Regions from separate parts of the Homo sapiens genome. Here region 1 is linked to region 2. A link is a loop called in an ENCODE intact Hi-C map of the cell type or tissue named here. Cell type or tissue: mammary epithelial cell. All regions are shown on one strand. Links, peaks and the distances in the headings refer to the core of each region. The heading gives the core; the rest is flanking DNA. Region 1 has its middle 34 kb from the start of ATP2B4. Region 2 overlaps ATP2B4 (ATPase plasma membrane Ca2+ transporting 4).

Region 1 (8,329 bases), core at 140-8,139, 50 kb before region 2:
CTTTAGCTACTGAGTTTCTCTGGAAAAAGAAAATTTCATGTGAAAGCAAGGGCATCATTGGATGTAAGGAGTTCTCTGCTATGTCATCACTCTATCCACAGCACCCAGCACAAAGGAAGCTTTTTAAAAATGCATGCTGCATGAGCATCAGTGAATTAATCCCTAAACAACTGTCCATCCTTTTTTCCATCCTCTCCTGCAGGCCCAGCTGTCCCCAGCCTAGTCAGAGAGGAGAAAGGACTTTATCCTGATCCACTCTGGGCCTGGAGCTCTCTGTAGCCAATTTGTGGCATTACTGAGGAGAAAGATGCATTTGGGATCAGCCCACATCCCAGCCCCTGCTCGGCAGGAGGGCTGATGGGGCCTCAGGCTGTGAAAGAGAAAGTCTGAAAATGGCAGAAAGAGGCTGTTAATAAAAACAGGAGGGGTGTGGCTCAGGGGCTTGTGTACATAACACATTCATTCATGCAGATTCACAAAAGCCCATCTTTTTTCAGATACGAAGATACACACTCATAAAAGCAGAGACGCACTTTAAGATCCTGATATGTGTTTCCTCCCTACCTTATCCCCAACATATATAATAAAGTCATGAAATCACACAATACCTTCCAACCTTGCTCTCCCTCCCACAGAGTGGAGTTCTCCCAGAAAGCAATGTAGCCTGGGCCCAGAGCTTGGGGAGTAACTAACACCATTTGCATTTTTCCCAGGAAATGGGAAGAGCTGGTGTGGCATGTGGCAGCCCAAGCCCTCACACATCCCACTGACTGACATTTTGACATCCTTGAATTTGGCCGGGCTGCTCTGCGGAGACAAATCTTCCCCCTGTCCCTTCCCAGACAATCTCACTTCATTCTGACGGCTCTTGGCCCTAGCCTGTCAAACTAGGTCCTTGGTCCCTGAACACAGCACAACATGGGTACCTTCACACTAGCCCCGCTTCAAGAGGAACCAGATCACTCTTCTCTGTCTCAGTACTCTCCCAACACCAGCCCCCCACCGCTTCTCTTTTTAAGAGACAGGAAGGGCTGGGCACGGTGGCTTGCACCTGTAATCCCAGCACTTTGGGAGGTCTCAGTGGGTGGATTACAAGGTCAGGAGTTCGAGACCAGCCTGGCCAAGATGGTGAAACCCCGTCTTTACTTAAAAAAAAATATACAAAAAATATTAGCTGGGCGTGGTGGCGCATGCTATAATCCCAGCTACTCAGGAGGCTGAGGCAGGAGAATTGCTTGAACCTGGGAGGCAGAGGTTGCAGTGAGCCACTATCGCCCCACTATACTCCAGCCTGGGTGACAGAGCGAGACTCCGTCTCAAAAAAAAAAGAGACAGGATCTTGCTCTGTTGCCCAGGCTGGAGTGCAGTGGTGAGATCACAGCTCACTGCAGCCTCAACCTCCTGGGCTCAAGAAATCCTCCCACCTCAGCCTCCCATGTAGCTCGGACTAGAGGTGCATGCCACCATGCCTGGCTAACCAGCACCTCTCTTTTCAGTCCCTGCCCCATATTCACTCCCTTCAAGAAGTCTTCTCTAATTAAATCTGTTTTGTTCTAAATGATCTGGCTTCTCGGCACTCAGTAAGAAAATTGCTTTCTGTTTATTGCTTGTTGTCTGAGCTGTGTCAGGTCTGACTCATGAGCGTGCCATCTCCCCTACTAGATAAAGGCTTGTTGATCCTCCAAACAGCATCCCCTCCCTTCAGGGTCTGGTAGAATTCTGCCCTCAGGGTGGACTCAACAAAAGGAGTGCCCTCACATGACATAATTGTTAAGGTTTCAAGGCTGTTGGTTTGCAGAGGATCCTGATGGAGACCAGTGGCCTTAAGAAATAGGAGCAATGACATAGAGCTGGAGCCATTTGGGTTCCAGAGCTGAGAGCCCTTCCCAGAAATGACTGTCTAATGATTAGCATGGCTTGAGTAGAGAGCAGCCCCTCATCTGGTTTCAAAGGCAGAATATGCCTCCTGCTTATTTCCTTGAATTCCCTAGAAGAGTCTCCTATGCCAGGGAGAGTGTGGGACAGAGCCAGCCAGGTGAGAGTGCAGGGGAGGCCCTGGAAGGCAGGAGCCAGAGGCAGAGGAACAGAGGGAAGAAGGGGGAGGAAGATGACAGAAAGAAAGTGGGCTTGGGAAAAAGAGTCATAACAAAGGAAGAGAAACGGAAAGGGAAGAAAGATAAAAACTGACAAGAAAAATAAAGGAGGCTGGGCGTGGTGGCTCACATCCATAATCCTAGTGCTTTGGGAGGCCGAAGCGGGAGGAGGAGGATCGCTTGAGGCCAGGAGTTCAAAAGCAGAGAGAGGAATTGGGGGGCGGAGGGGATGGGGGTGATGGTGTGGGGAAAGAGAGAGAGACATTTTCTTACGGAAATTCTTAGTCTGGTCTAAGTCCTAAGTCCTTCATAAGGGCATTTGTTTTGGGAAGAGAGGAATGAGCAAGGAAAAGAGGATAGTGGAAAGGTTCTCTGGAGCCTGCTTCTCTCCCGAAGGCCTGATTTCCCCCAAAAGGCAACAGACATCTCTTCCCTGACTGATGGCTCAGACAGTGGGGTCTGTGAGGAGGGTGGAAGGAGCAGGAACTATCCAACCAGAGCATAGAACACTGAGCAGGACATCAGGGCCATTGTCCAGACCCCAAAGCCAGTGGTCTCCCTCCTGACACAGTCAGGACTTGTTAGCTGAACAAGGGAAAGAATGCCTTCTCCCTGACAAAGCTGGAGGAAGGGCTGGAAGCAGGATGGGGCCTGGGTTGTGTTGGCATCTTGGGAATCTCTCTTTAAAATTTCAGAGTTAGACCAGAGCAGCACCTTGTCCGGTAGATTACTGAAGTCTTGCCTAGAGGCTGGGGGAAGGAAGACAGGACCTCTACAGGTCACTAGGTACAAATGTATTATAAACGATTCAGACATACAAAGAGATACAAAGAATAGCATTAATGAGTGTGAAGCCCTGCTTAAGTAAACCACTGCTGCCACCCCCGAAGGTCCTGCTTATGCTCCTCTTCCTCCCCAGGTGACCGCTATTCTGAACTTGGCATTTATCCCTCTTGGGGAATTCTCTACCCTAGGATTCCTGCCTCTCCTCTGTTAGCCTCTGGCATCCCCCCAGCTCCCTCACATCAGGACTCCATTCATCCAGTGCTGCCTGATCGGGCTCCCCCTCCTGCCTGGCCTCTCTCTCCCTGCCGGGATGGCTGAGTAGACAATCAATATTTATGTGAAGCCACCAGGCCTAGCTTCCACAGGGAGGCCCAGCAGACAGAGGCAGAGAGTTGCCATCCCCAGCGTGGGCGGGTTTCAACTCAGACACAAAGCAAGTGAGGAGCCGTGCCGGGCCCAGGTGCCTGGCGTCTCTGGCTGGGCTGAGGCTTACAGGAGCCGGGAGCTGGCCAGACCCTGAGACTCCAGCCCTCATGCCTGGGGCCTCACATCTCATTCTGACAGCTCCTCCCATTCCTGCCTGAGGTTCATAGCTCTTGCCTGTTGACTCTGGTGATTGACCAGGTGAAATCCCTAAGTAAGGCTGGGGGATGGGGTGGGGGGCAGGGAAGTTGGGGGCTGGGAGGAGAATAAGAAGCAACTTATTCACTCCCAGGGTACAAGGCAGCACCACAGCTGTCTGGCTGGTGGGGACTTTGGAGAGCAGTCTATTTGCATTCCAGGGCTCCAGGCCACCCACCAGCAGCCCCCTCCTCTCCAGATGTTTATACATCATGTTCCTGGAGACCCTGCTCTCCAGCATTCTACCTGGGTCACCCCTCCTCTTCTCAGAGTGGCCTCTTGCTTCTGGTCCAGGTTCCGTCTTCCTCAGGAAGTCTCTCTTGGTTAAGCCTCCCTGGCTCTTACTACTTATCCCCCTACATTCCGTCCATTCTCACATGATCAACTGGCACAATGGTCATTTCCTCTTATGAAATTTCAGCCTGTGTGCTGTGAAGTAGCTTTCCTTCCTCTACAAGCTTCTGGATAGCAGGGACCATGGCTGATCCATCTTGGGCGTCTCTCGCAGCCCTTTTCACAAGTGGCTCCGTAAGTGCTAAAGGACCAAATGACCTCTGAAGGTTTCTCAAGAATGGGGCTGCTCATGTCTTATCTTTTCTTGGAGCCAATAAAGGCATACCCATTCTTGATTGTTGAGTGAGTGGAGAAAACTCCCAGAAAAATCACTGCAGCTGACCACTCAATCTCCTTTTCCCACACACTGCTCACCTGCCCACCCCTAGGCCCCCCAAGCAGCAGAAGCACCCACCATGCTGGCATCACGCCGCTATGAAGCCCCTGGCTGATCTTGTTTGGGTTTCAGGAGACTGGTTTGAGGGCTTCTGTACTCATTTATCAGTCTCCACAATGTTTGTAAAAACCACCCAGAATGACAAAGGCAAGATTTCTGCAGCTTTCCTGCTTCCACACTCACAGTTTTACCAGATATTTGATCTTCACAGGTGGATCTCTATTATACAGGTGAGGAAACTGAGGCTTACAGATGGAGCAATTGATCTGGAGCTCCCAGTGTGGACGCAGGTCTTCTGACTCTAGTCTACCACACTGCCCCGACACCGCTCAGCCCCTCTCACCCTCTGACATAGCTCTCACAAACCATCACAGGAAAGGTATCTCCGCCTTTGGGCTGGATACAAAGGTCTTTGAAGATGATTCAAAGCTGGATGCAAGAAAGGAGAAGACTGAGAAGGTCTTTAGGTCTGTGCAGGGCCGCGGCTGCCCTTGGGGTTTCTTGCCACCAGGTGGGGCATAGCAGTTCCTAATAGAGGCCAACTCTGTCAGGCAAGAGGGTTGCCACTAGTGAGCCAGTGATCTTTGCCTGGTGATCTCCACACTTCCTTCCATCCACCAGTAACTAGGACAACGTCATAGACGGTCAAGCAGCACAGATACACTCTGGGAGGCCCTGAGGCCTTCAAGAATCAGCAAGGCCTCCCTAAGCTTAGTCAGACATGAGCAACACTCAGGCTTTCCTTCCCTTGGGTTTTTCCAGGGACCAGGTGGTTACAGCTGCCACATTCTGAGGACTTAGCACAGAGCCCCTCTGCTAAGCACACACCTACATCATCATATAACTTCCTCACTAAAAGAATTCATGAGGAAAGTGTATCCTTGTTTACAAATGAGCCAGTGGGGGCCAGGCACGATGGCTCATGCCTGTAATCTCAGCACTTCGGGAGGCCGAGGCGGGTGGATCACCTGAAGTCAGGAGTTCGAGACAAGCCTGGCTAACATGGTAAAACCCTGTTTCTACTAAAAATATAAAAATTAGCTGGGTGTGGTGGGGTGGCACGTGCCTGTGATCCCAGCTACTCAGGAGGCTGAGGCAGGAGAATGCTTGAACCCGAGAGGCAGACGCTGCAATGAGCCAAGATTGTGCTATGGGTGACAAGGCAAGACTCCGACTCAAAAAAAAAAAAAAGGAGCCAATGGGACACAACAAGGTTAAGTAACTTGTCTGAAGACTTGTAGCTAGTGAGTGGCAGTGTACCCAGGTCTTTCTTGTGTGTGTGTGTGTGTGTGTGTGTGTGTGTGTGTGTGTGTGTTTTGAGACAGAGTTTCGCTCTTGCTGCCCAGGCTGGAGTGCAATGGAGTGATCTAGGCTCACTGCAACCTCTACCTCCTGAATTCAATTGATTCTCCTGCCTCAGCCTCCCGAATAGCTGGGATTACAGGCACACACCACCACGCTCGGCTAATTTTGCATTTTTCGTAGAGACAGGGTTTTTCCATGTTGGTCAGGCTGGTCTTGAACTCCCAACCTCAGGTGATCCACCCACCTCGGCCTCCCAAAGTGCTGGAATTACAGGCGTGAGCCACTGAGCCAGATCCCAAACCCAGGTCTTTCTAAAGCTAATCTCTACAACCTCTCCACTATGCTGCTCCCTGTAAGCCTTCCTACTCATTAGGACTGCATTCCTTCTTGTGAATTAAATTAAAAACAAAACAAAACAGACTGCATCTTGACTAGGCCAGGAAATTTACATTTTGTTTGGCTTTGTTTTTGTTTTAGATGGGGTCTTACTCTGTCACCGAAGCTGGAGTGCAGTGGCACGATCTCAGCTCACTGCAGCCTCTGCCTCCCATGCTCAAGTGATCCTCCCATTTCAGCCTCCTAGGACCACAGATGCAAGCCACCATGCCTGGCTAATTGTTTGTATTTTTGGTAGAGACAGGGTTTTGCCATGTTGCCCAGGCTGTTACTTTTTTTTTTCTTTTTCAATAGAAACAGGGTCTTGCTCTGTCGCCCAGGGTGGAGTGTAGTAGCTCACTGCAGCCTCAAACTCCCAGGCTCAAGTGACTCTCCCAAGTAGCTGGGACTACAGGCACACACCACCACATCTGGCTACTTTTTATAATTTTTTGTAGAGATGGGGTCTCATTATGTTGCCCAAGCTGGTCTCAAACTTCTGGCCTCAAGTGATGCTCCCACCTTGGCCTCCCAAAGTGCTGAGATTACAGACGTGAGCCACTACACCAGCCTATTTTTAATTGTTATTCTTTGTTTTTAATAAGTCATATGTTCAAATAATTTATAAGTTACCAAAAATTATCTTATTAAAAGTCTTGGCTTATGCCTGTAATCCTAGCATTTTGCAAGGCCAAGGCAGCAGGATTGCCAAGGCAGCAGCAAGGCCAACTTGAGGTCAGGAGTTCAAGACTAGCCTGGCCAACATAGCGAAACCCTGTCTCTACTAAAAATACAAAAATTAACCAGGCGTGGTGGTGCAGGCCTGTAGTCCCAGCTACTCAGGAAGCTGAGGCAGGAGAATTGCTTGAACCCAGGAGGCAGAGGTTGCAGTGAGCTGAGATCGCTTCCCTGCACTCCAACCTGGGCGACAAAGTGAGATGAAAGAAAGAAAGAGAGAGAGAGAGAGGAAGGAAGGAAGGAAGGACTTCCAGTCTCCTTTTTTTTTTTTTTTTTTTGAGACAGAGTCTCGCTCTGTCACCCAGGCTGGAGTGCAATGGCACGATCTGGGCTCACCGCAACCTCCGCCTCCTGGGTTCAAGCGATTATCCTGCCTCAGCCTCCCGAGTAGCTGGGATTACAGGCGTGTGCCACCATGCCCGGCTAATTTTTCTATTTTTAGTAGAGACGGGGTTTCACCATGTTGGCCAGGCTGGTCTCGAACTCCTGACGTCAGGTGATCTGCCCACCTTGGCCTCCCAAAGTGCTGGGATTATAGACATGAGCCACTGCGCCCGGCCTTCCTTCCAGTCTTGATTCCCAAGCATATACTCACCCTTCCCAGAAGCAACTGATGTTGCCGGGCACGGTGGCTCACGCCTATAATCCTAGCACTTTGGGAGGCCAAGGTGGGTGGATCATCTGAGGTCGGGAGTTCGAGATCAGCCTGACCAACATGGAGAAACCCCGTCTCTACTAAAAATACAAAAAAATAATTAGCTGGGCATGGTTGTACATGCCTGTAATTCCAGCTACTCGGGAGGCTGAGGCAGGATAATCGCTTGAACCCGGGAGGCGGAGGTTGCGGTGAGCCCAGTTCGTGCCATTGCACTCCAGCCTGGGCAACAAGAGCGAAACTCCGTCTCAAAAAAAAATAAAAAAATAAAGCAACTGATGTTACTATCTCCTGAATGTCCTTCCATATATACATTATGCAAAACAAGTAATTCTGCATAAATATTCCTTCCCTCACTCTTTCTACACAGATGACAAGATATTATACACATCACTCTGTGCTTGAATTTTGTACTAAACAATGAGTTCTGGGGATTATCCCATATCCAGACATAAAGTGTCTTTCATTTCTCTTGATGACTGCAGAGTATTCCATTGTTGACAAATCCATTTAACCAGGCTTCTATGATGGATGTTTAGGTTGTTTCCAATCTTTTGCTATTAAAAAGAATGTGACAGTGAGAAACTTTGTGTATAGTGTCATTTTGCACATGTGCAAGGCCATCTGTAGGATAAATTTCTAGACATGAAACTGCTGAGTAAATAGGCTCTGGAATTAAACACTCCCAAAGTGAGGCAGAATCAAATGGGGGAAGAATAGACTGGTGCCTTTTATCCTGTCTGTCACTTCCCAGCTGTGCGATCTCAAGCAAGGTAGCCTCTCTATGCCTTGGTTCCTAGTCTGTGAAAGTGCTTGCCTTCTTGGAAAGTAGCTGCCAGGGTTCAAGTCAAAGGGGTAATATATATATATAAAGTGCCCAGCATGAAGCCTGGCTTAGAGGGTTACTAAACGATAGAGAAATGATCATTTTCCTTGTTCCCCAATCCTGGGGAGGAGGTCTCCCACTGGCCTGTCCCTCTTTCCTTCCTTCCCCCTCCTCTATTGCTTTATTGCACTCCTAATGGC
Region 2 (8,329 bases), core at 54-8,053:
CAGAGAGAACTATCCCCGTCCCTCCAAGGTTGATGTGAGGTCATGTGCTAGGAGCAGTTTGGAAGACAGATTCTAGAAACCATAAAGGTGCTGGTGGCATGATTGTTACTGTTGCTGTTATTATTAACAATTAAGGTCATTAGCACACAGAAAATGCAAAGAAGTATTTGGCACTGCCCGTATCACCGTGCAGCTCCTAACAGTCCCCTCCATGGCTCCTCCTCGCACACTGGGCCTTGAGCTGAGAGAGGCAGAGTAATTGAGAGGGGAAGCAGAAGTCCTGGGAAGAGGTGTGCAGAGATCTCCTCCTGCCGGGGTATTCTTGGCCCTACGCTTTCCTCAGGGTGTGCCTCCTCCAAAAGGTCAGAGGAAGTGCAGAGGGGAAGGAGGGGAAGCACTATTAACTCCATCCTTCCTTAGCAGCTGACTAAGTCAGGTTGGCTGCTGAGCTCTGATTTGGGATCTAAGAGTCAAGAGGGCGGGGCCACCATAATGTGACAGCACAGGCTGATTTGATTGCCAGAGCCAATCTGTCATTCATTTGCTTGTTCACTTATCCATTTATTTATCCAACAAACATGAAGCGAGCACAGACCATATGCCAAGCACTATGTTAAGGGTTTGGGAAGAAGTGGTATCCGGGAGGCAAAGGAAGGGCTCAGCATCACTGATGTTAAGCTCAGGGATGATTGTCCCAAGCCTGGGGACTCACAGCAAGCCCCGCTTGTTGGTAGTGCTCTAGGGAGTTTGCATCTGTTTCCCTGGAGAGCACATTTAACCCTTGACTTCAGGGAGGTAAGATCTAGACCCGACGCACAACTGAGCTGGTAGGGGCCTTAGATATCATTGCAGGGCAGCCCCTGGTGTTAGCAGTGAGACCATGGCCTGAATGGTAAAGGGCTTGCGCTTGTCCTTTGCTGAAGAAAGCCTTCTCCTGGACCAGGGCATGGTGCCGAAGCTGGGTGTGGGTCCAGCCTGGTTTATTCAGCCGCTCGGTTGGCCTCCCAGTGTTACCTGACTTTACCATCCCCTGCTTATATCCGGAGCCTCTGCCTCTGATGGGGTGGAGATGTTCTGTTGCTGGGATGCCCAGAGGAATCCAAATGGTACTGAGAAATAGAACAATACCTCTCCAGAGAAGCCCTCCAGTTCCTCCTCCAGTCTTTACCTCTCATTTCAGCCTCTTAATCCCTATTTTCAGAGGCAATGTGGTATAAAGGATAAAGGAGTGGATTTAGCTTCAGTTGGTACATGCTGTACACATCTGCACCTAGCCTGAGTTTTGCCCTCTTTAAAGTTTGTATAATATCGCCTTTCATTACTTACCCCATAGAGTGTTATGACAGACAAATAAGGTATTGTAGGTAAAAGCATCCCATAAACATTAAAGTGCTAGATATACGTAAAGCTTATTATTCCGGTGACCCCCTCTTCCTATTCCCCACTCTTCATCTCAGTTCCTTCTCTTGACTGCCCAACCCCTTGACCCCACTCCCAAGAACATCCTCCTGTTCTCTGTGTGTTCCCACTCCTGCTCTCACTGCATCCTCCCTCCTTGCTTAGATCAAGATCTAAAACACTTGTTGCATCCTTTTTTGAGACAGGGTTTCACTCCCATCGCCCAGGCTGGAGTACAGTGGCACAATCATGGCTCACTGCAACCTCAACTTCCTAGGATCAGGTGATTCTCCCACCTCAGCCTCCCTTGTAACTGGGACTACAAGTGCGTGCCACCATGCCCAGCTAATTTTTTTTTTTTGAATTTTTAGTAGAGGTGGGGTTTCGCCATGTTGCCCAGGCTGGTCTCAAACTCCTGGTCTCAAGCAATCTGCCCACCTTGGCCCCCCAGAGTGCTGGGATTAGAGGTGTGAGCCACTGCACCCTGCTCTTGTCACATCTTAAATAACAATGACATTGGTAGAAGTAATAATCGAGCTAACATTTATTATTTATGTGATAGGTATTAAACTTGAATCATCTCATTTAATATTCTCAGTGAACAGTGAGGTCGATATTAGCATTGTCTTCATTTTCCACATGATAAAGATGTTCATAAACCATAAGGCTAAGATGCACCCTTAGTTTAGCCCATTTATAGATTTCCTCTTTCCATGGCTGAGTGACTGACTGGTTGACAAGAACATGGGAAGTTTCAACAGCATTTATTGAATGTCGACTAAATGCCAGATGCTTCCAAATTATGTCACAACAACCACCTTCTGAGACAGGTACAGGCTTTTTCTTGGAGATCATCTGGTTGTGAGAATAGAAGCCTACTCAGAGAAGCAAAAGTAAAAGGGAGCTTTATTAGGCCATTACAGGGAAATAGCACAGAACTTAGGTGTGGGAAGTGTAGCCCCTCTGTGAGCCACACCTACATCCTGGAGCTGTAGCACTCTCTTCTTCACAGATGGGCTCCTGCTCTTTCATCCACAAGCACAGGACCCATTGTGGGTGAACCAGGCAGTAGGTTCCATCTGTCAGTCCATGTGGCCTTCCCACTTAGCTCTCCGAAGTAAATTAACTCGGTCTCTCAGTCCAAACGCCAACAGATGCTGATTCCAGCTTAGATCTGATGTCCTCTGCACTCCAGTGATCTGTGGCTTGTGGCAGGGGAGGGAGACTAATCAGGCCTATCTTTTTCATCAGGTCTAGGGGTGGGAGCAGACATTTCTAGAGGGAAAATTCATTGGCTTTAGGTTGATTCAACCCAACTACATTCTTCACCACACCAGACTCTCTCTAGGATATCTTAAAGATAATGCTCTGGTTGAAGCCCCTAAATAAGAGGGCATGCGAGTTGTCCCAGAATCTGTGGATTCAGCTGGGACTGGAAAAATAGTACTAACCATTTTTGAACCCTGCTTTGTGCCAGCCGATTAATATACATTATCTGTAATCCTTACTACACTCTTACAACATGCTATGGTTCCCATTTTACAGATAAGAAAGCTAACACTCCGTGAGTTAAATAGCTTGCCCAGAGATCATCTGGCTCATTAGGGTTGGGGCTGATATGTGACCCAGGCCTGACACCAAAGCTCACGGCCCTTCTAATACACAAAAAAAGGTTATTTACTCTCCTGGAAGATAAGCTCCATGAGAGCAATGGTCTTCGCCTTGCTCATTGATATATCCCAAGTGCCCAGAACAGTATTTGGCACATAGTAAGTACTCAATAAAAAGTTATTTAGTGGATTTTGCTTTGGTAACTTTTGTATTCCTAGGCTTCCCAATGTCAGAGGGAAAAATGACTCAGACAGTGGGCCACTGAGAACAGTGGGGTAACCCTCTGGGCGTGCTTCTGGTCCCTAACCCCCACAGCCTACTGTGTTTTGTTTTTGTTTTGTTTTTTGTTTTTAGAGACAGGATCTCACTTTTTCGCCCAGGCTGGAGTGTAATGGTGTCATCATGGCTCTCTGTAGCCTCCAACTCCTGGGCTCAAGGGATCCTCCCAACTCAACCTCCTGAGTAGCTGGGACTACAGGTGTGCACCACCACACCCAGCAAATTAAAAAAAAATTTTTTTTAGAAATGGGTCTTGCTATGTTGCTCAGGCTGGTCTCAAACTTCTGGGCTCAAGCAATCCACCTGCCTCTGCCTCCCAAAGTGCTGGGATTACAGGCGTGAAACACTGCACCTGGCCTCACAGTCTGCTTTGATGGGGGACATTAGGAGCAATATAGAAAAGTCTGAAAGAAAGTATGACCCTGGATTTATCTGTGTTTTCTGTTTGTATTTCTGACCTAAGCCATTTAGCCCTGTAAGAGGAGCAGATGAAAAGAGATTTCCTTAACACTGGAAAATCCATTTACTGGGACTAGGAAACAGGATGCTGAAGTCTTATATTGATATAGCAAAGAATGCTAATTTCCACTGGGTTTTCAGCCCCGGGGGTCAGAGCTTACCAAATCCTGAATCCATTCCTGTGCCTTTCTGTATAAAAATGCCCTGTGTCCTAAATCACCTAGTTGGCCTTCCAATCCCAGCAGGTGGTGTTATATAAAAGTGCAGATTTGAGGGAGTCTGATGGAACTGGATTCAAGTCTGGCTGGCCAGCTGTGTGACCGTGGACAAATTATTTAGGCTCTCAGACTCAATTTCCTCTGGAAAATATGAACACACACAAATGAAGAGTGATACATGTTCTGAGTGCCTGGCTCACTACTATGAGCCAGGGTAGTCATCGAATTTTAATTTTTCCTATCTTGTCCCTCCATTTCTCCCTTCCTTTTCCATGGAGCCTGGCACCAGCCTGCCCACCTGCTCCCTGCTAACCTTTGGGCTCAGTACATTTATAAAAGGGTCATAGCCCACTGTCTCCCCGTAGCGAAAGGCCCAGAGGCCCCAGCCTCCTGCAACTCTCCATCAAAGGGCATGCAGGGGCTCCATCATTTCCATGAGACAGGTTACCCTCTTGGTGCCAGCTCTAGGGCTTTGCTTGATATTTGAGCAAGAAGAGTCCTGGTGAAATAAGGCAGAGTGGAGGGTAGAGAGCTGCAACCACCTCACCTTGTTTACTCGTGCCCTGCATTCCTCCCCTGGGAGTAGCGGCTGTAGAAGTCAATGCTGGGAAATCTCTTGTTGATGGAGGGAGTCAGACTGGGTGACAACACTACTTGTTTTTGTAGAAGCTGTAGCCCAAGGGTGCTATCACTATTTGGTCACCCAGATCAACTGTCAGCTGCACTGGAATTGAGCTGCCCCTGGATAAACAAGCAAGAGAGTCTCAGGCTGGAATCTCCCCTGCTTTTCCCAGCACACACCCACGCAGAGACTTTAGCTGGCAAGAAGTGGCAGCTTAGCCAAGATAATGCGTGAACCAGAACTTGCCTTTCCTGGCTGGAAGGGGCTTGGCATTAAGTGCAGTTCTTGCTCCTGCTTCCTATAGATCACTTAAGTGCTCCAGGCTCTCTTGGAACAGGGGGAATTCTCTGGTCCCCTCCCAGTTTCTCAGGGATGGCATCCAATGATGGGAGATGGTTTCAGATGCAGTGACTTGCAGACAAGGGTGTGAATATTAGCTGAGAGTTCATGTGAACAGGCTTATGGCAGCATGGTTTCTGAGATGCAGCGACTTGTTGGTTTTGGCTGCAGCGTTTTCACTGAGCCCACTCATCAGCCTGCAAGCTACTTGAAAGGAGAGTGATGCTTTAGTCATTCCTATATACTCGGTGTTTAGCACAGTCTTTGGCTCATAGAATGAGGATCAGTAAAGAACGGATAGATGGGCCGGGTGTGGTGGCTCATGTTTGTAATCTCAGCACTTTGGGAGGCCGAGGAGGGTGGATCACCTAACATTAGGGGTTCGAGGCCAGCTTGGCCAACATGATGAAAACCCATCTCTACTAAAAGTACAAAAATCAGCCAGATGTTGTGGCAAGTGCCTATAGTCTCAGCTACTCAGGAGACTGAGGCAGGAGAATTGCTTGAACCCTGGAGGCAGAGGTGGCAGTAAGCCGAGATCATGCCATGGCACTCCAGCCTGGGCAGCAGAGCAAGACTCCATCTTAAAAAAAAAAAAAAAAAAAAAAGAATGCTTGGATGGATGGATGGATATAAACAAATAGAAAATTTTCTCTAAACAAACAGACCACAGTGAACTTTACCTTCTTCCTTCCCAGGGCCACCCTCCCTGCTCAAAACCTCATCATCTCATGCCTGAATAATTGCAAAGCCTTCCTAATGACAGGCAGGGTGGTCTAGAGAAGTGAGTTCCAGACTGGAAGTTGGGAAACCTGGAACTTGAGCCACTTAAGTTGTTCTGTCACTTTTGGGAAATCACTGAACCTTTCTGGGCTTCAATTTGTTCAGATGTAAAATGAAGAGTTAGGGCTAAATGTACTTCTAGGATGTTTCAACTCTAACATTCTCTGCTTCCTCCTACCCAAACAATGCTGCAGATTAATTATAGTTGGGTACCAACATTTAAAAGTAAGATCTCACTGCTGTCTTGCTCAGCTGGGCTTCAGTGACAGAGACTGGTGACATCTTCCTAGGAAGTTGGTGACCGGAGTTGAAACAATGGCCAGTTCCCCAGGAGACTTGGCTTAGGAATTGGTCTCCTAGAATTATTGAGCCCTTATCTAAGGAAGCTCCACCTTTCACTCTCCCTCTTCAAACTCATGCTGGGAGCTTGTGCGGCTCCCTGCAGCCCCGCTCTGTATGACTCTATGTGGCCACTATGCCAAGGTGGAGAGGAGGTCTGGACTGCATTTGGAATCCTGGTAATGGTGGTGATTCTCTTTTTACTTCTTTGTGGTGTCCAACATCCTCTAGTGTCACTGGCACAAAACAGGTCAGGCTATTGGAAGGCCACACTGCTTAACAACAATGTCAGGAGATCCAGGCTCTCAGCTATATTCAGATTAGTGAAGTGTACATTCTCCTAACTTGCTCAGCTTATCTCCTGCACCTAGTGCTATAAACAGTTGTGTTTCAGAGCTCCCCAGGCTGGCCAAATCCATAGTTCCAATCCCCAAAGTCCCTTGTCTAAATGGGGTCTAACTTCCGCCCCAGTTTAACCCAGGGCTGTTTCTGACTCAGCCCCTGTCATCCTGCCTGGGCCCTAGGCAACACTGCCTCTCTAATGCCCTAGCCAGACAGAGCATTCCTGTTTACCCAACTCACAGACTCTCCCTACTTTCTGAGTTATATGCTTTTCTTCTGCTAGTTGCTTTATAGCTTGGTCCATTATTCTGTGATCTAATCTACCTAGTTTTGTGAGGGGTTTTTTTATTTTGTTTTGTTTTTCATTTAAAAAGCATCTATATTTTCTTTCATCAGCTTTGCATTTATCACAGTCATCACTCCTCATTCAACACCCTTCCCAGCTTATACTCCCTTTTCTTTCTTTTTTTTTTTTTTTTCTGGAGATGGAATCTTACTCTGTCACCCAGGCTGGAATGCAGTGGCATAATCTCGGCTCACTGCAACTCCGCCTCCTGGGTTCAAGCGATTCTCCTGCCTCAGCCTCCCAAGTAGCTGGAATTACAAGTGCCTGCCACTGTGCCCGGCTAATTTTTGTATTTTTAGTAGAGACAGGGTTCCACCATCTTGGTCAGGATGGTCTTGAACTCCTGACCTCGTGATCCATCTGCCTCAGCCTCCCAAATTGCTGGGATTACAGGCGTGAGCCACCGTGCCCGGCCGTATATTGCCTTTTCATAGGAACGTTGACATAGTTAAACCCTACCTTATCGTATGATCATTCTTGTTTCAGCCACTTTTAGAGACACCACGTTTCGAGGAGGGCTTTTGTTGTTTTCTCGGTGTACTTTAATCCAAATGGCAAATTTTTAGCCAGGTGGTTATTTTTTAAGAATATTTACTTTTTTTCCAGAGTATAAAAGTAATATGTAAAAAGGATCTCACATATACTGAGCACTTACTATATTTCAGGCACCAAGACACATGCTAAAACTGCATGACCTCATTCCCTCCTCATGACAATCCTAATAAGGAAGGAGTCATTCCTATCTTCCCTTTCAAAAAAAGAAAGTAAGGCTCAAGAGATAAAATACTTTTATCCAAGTTCCCACAGCTACCAAGTGGTGGTTGTGGAATTCAAACCATGGCTCTCAAACTTCAGAGTCCAAGGGTGCAGTGGCACGTGTCTGTAGTCCAGCACTTTGAGAGGTTGAGGCAGAAGAATTGCTTGAGTCCAGGAGTTTGAATCCATCTTGGGCGATATAATGAGAACCCATCTCTAAAAAATAAAAAATATAAAAATAAAAAAACAGTCGACCAGGCACAGTGGCTCACGCCTGTAATCCCAGCACCTTGGGAGGCCAAGGTGGGTGGATCACCTGAGGTCAGTGTTCAAGACCAGCCTGGTTAACATGATGAAACTCCATCTCTGCTAAAAACACAAAAATTAGCCAGGCGTGGTGGCACATACCTGTAATCCCAGCTACTTGGGAGGCTGAGGCAGGAGAATCACTTGAACCTGGGAGGCGGAGGTTACAGTGAGCCGAGATTGTGCCACTGCACTTCAGCCTGGTGACAGAGCGAGACTCCATCTCAAAAAAAATAAATAAAAATAAAAAAAGATTCTGAGCTATGTACTGCCTCTACACAGGATCATCCTAGAAAGTGTGGAATATTCAGAAAAGCATGAAGAGAAAACTAAAACGTTCACAAGTCCAGACATAACTGCTAACATTTTGGTGTAGTCTCTTTTAGTCTTTTATATACGTGGGTGAGTATATACATTTTTTAAACAAAATTGGGAACACGTTGCATAATAAGATTTTGATTTAATTTTTTTTTCCTACCCAATACTAGATCATGAGCATTTTCCCACATCATAAAGAATTGGTCACAAGTC

What was found. Hi-C counts contacts between places; a loop is a spot of excess contacts. Peaks named below come from ENCODE experiments on the same cell type or tissue, not always from the same donor. Only the 100,000 strongest peaks of a DNase experiment are listed, where the experiment ranks them.
Region 1: a loop joins it to region 2, with 4 times the contacts of the local background. A loop is called at or near these places in 9 of 110 quality-filtered maps.

The regions. Positions count from the first base shown.
Region 1 is chr1:203,589,074-203,597,402 of GRCh38, forward strand. No RefSeq gene overlaps it. Among named protein-coding and RNA genes, the nearest start is that of ATP2B4, 34 kb to the right of the region's middle. RefSeq lists a silencer at 4,654-4,803. In mammary epithelial cell, for the core only: a CTCF peak has its summit at 4,732 (motif pointing right); a DNase peak (open chromatin) is centred at 4,948.
Region 2 is chr1:203,638,738-203,647,066 of GRCh38, forward strand. All of the region lies in intron 1 of ATP2B4 (ATPase plasma membrane Ca2+ transporting 4), which reads left to right. Among named protein-coding and RNA genes, the nearest start is that of ATP2B4, 16 kb to the left of the region's middle. In mammary epithelial cell, for the core only: no CTCF peak of the experiment used is centred there; DNase peaks (open chromatin) are centred at 4,714, 5,054 and 6,624; H3K27ac peaks cover 3,055 bases.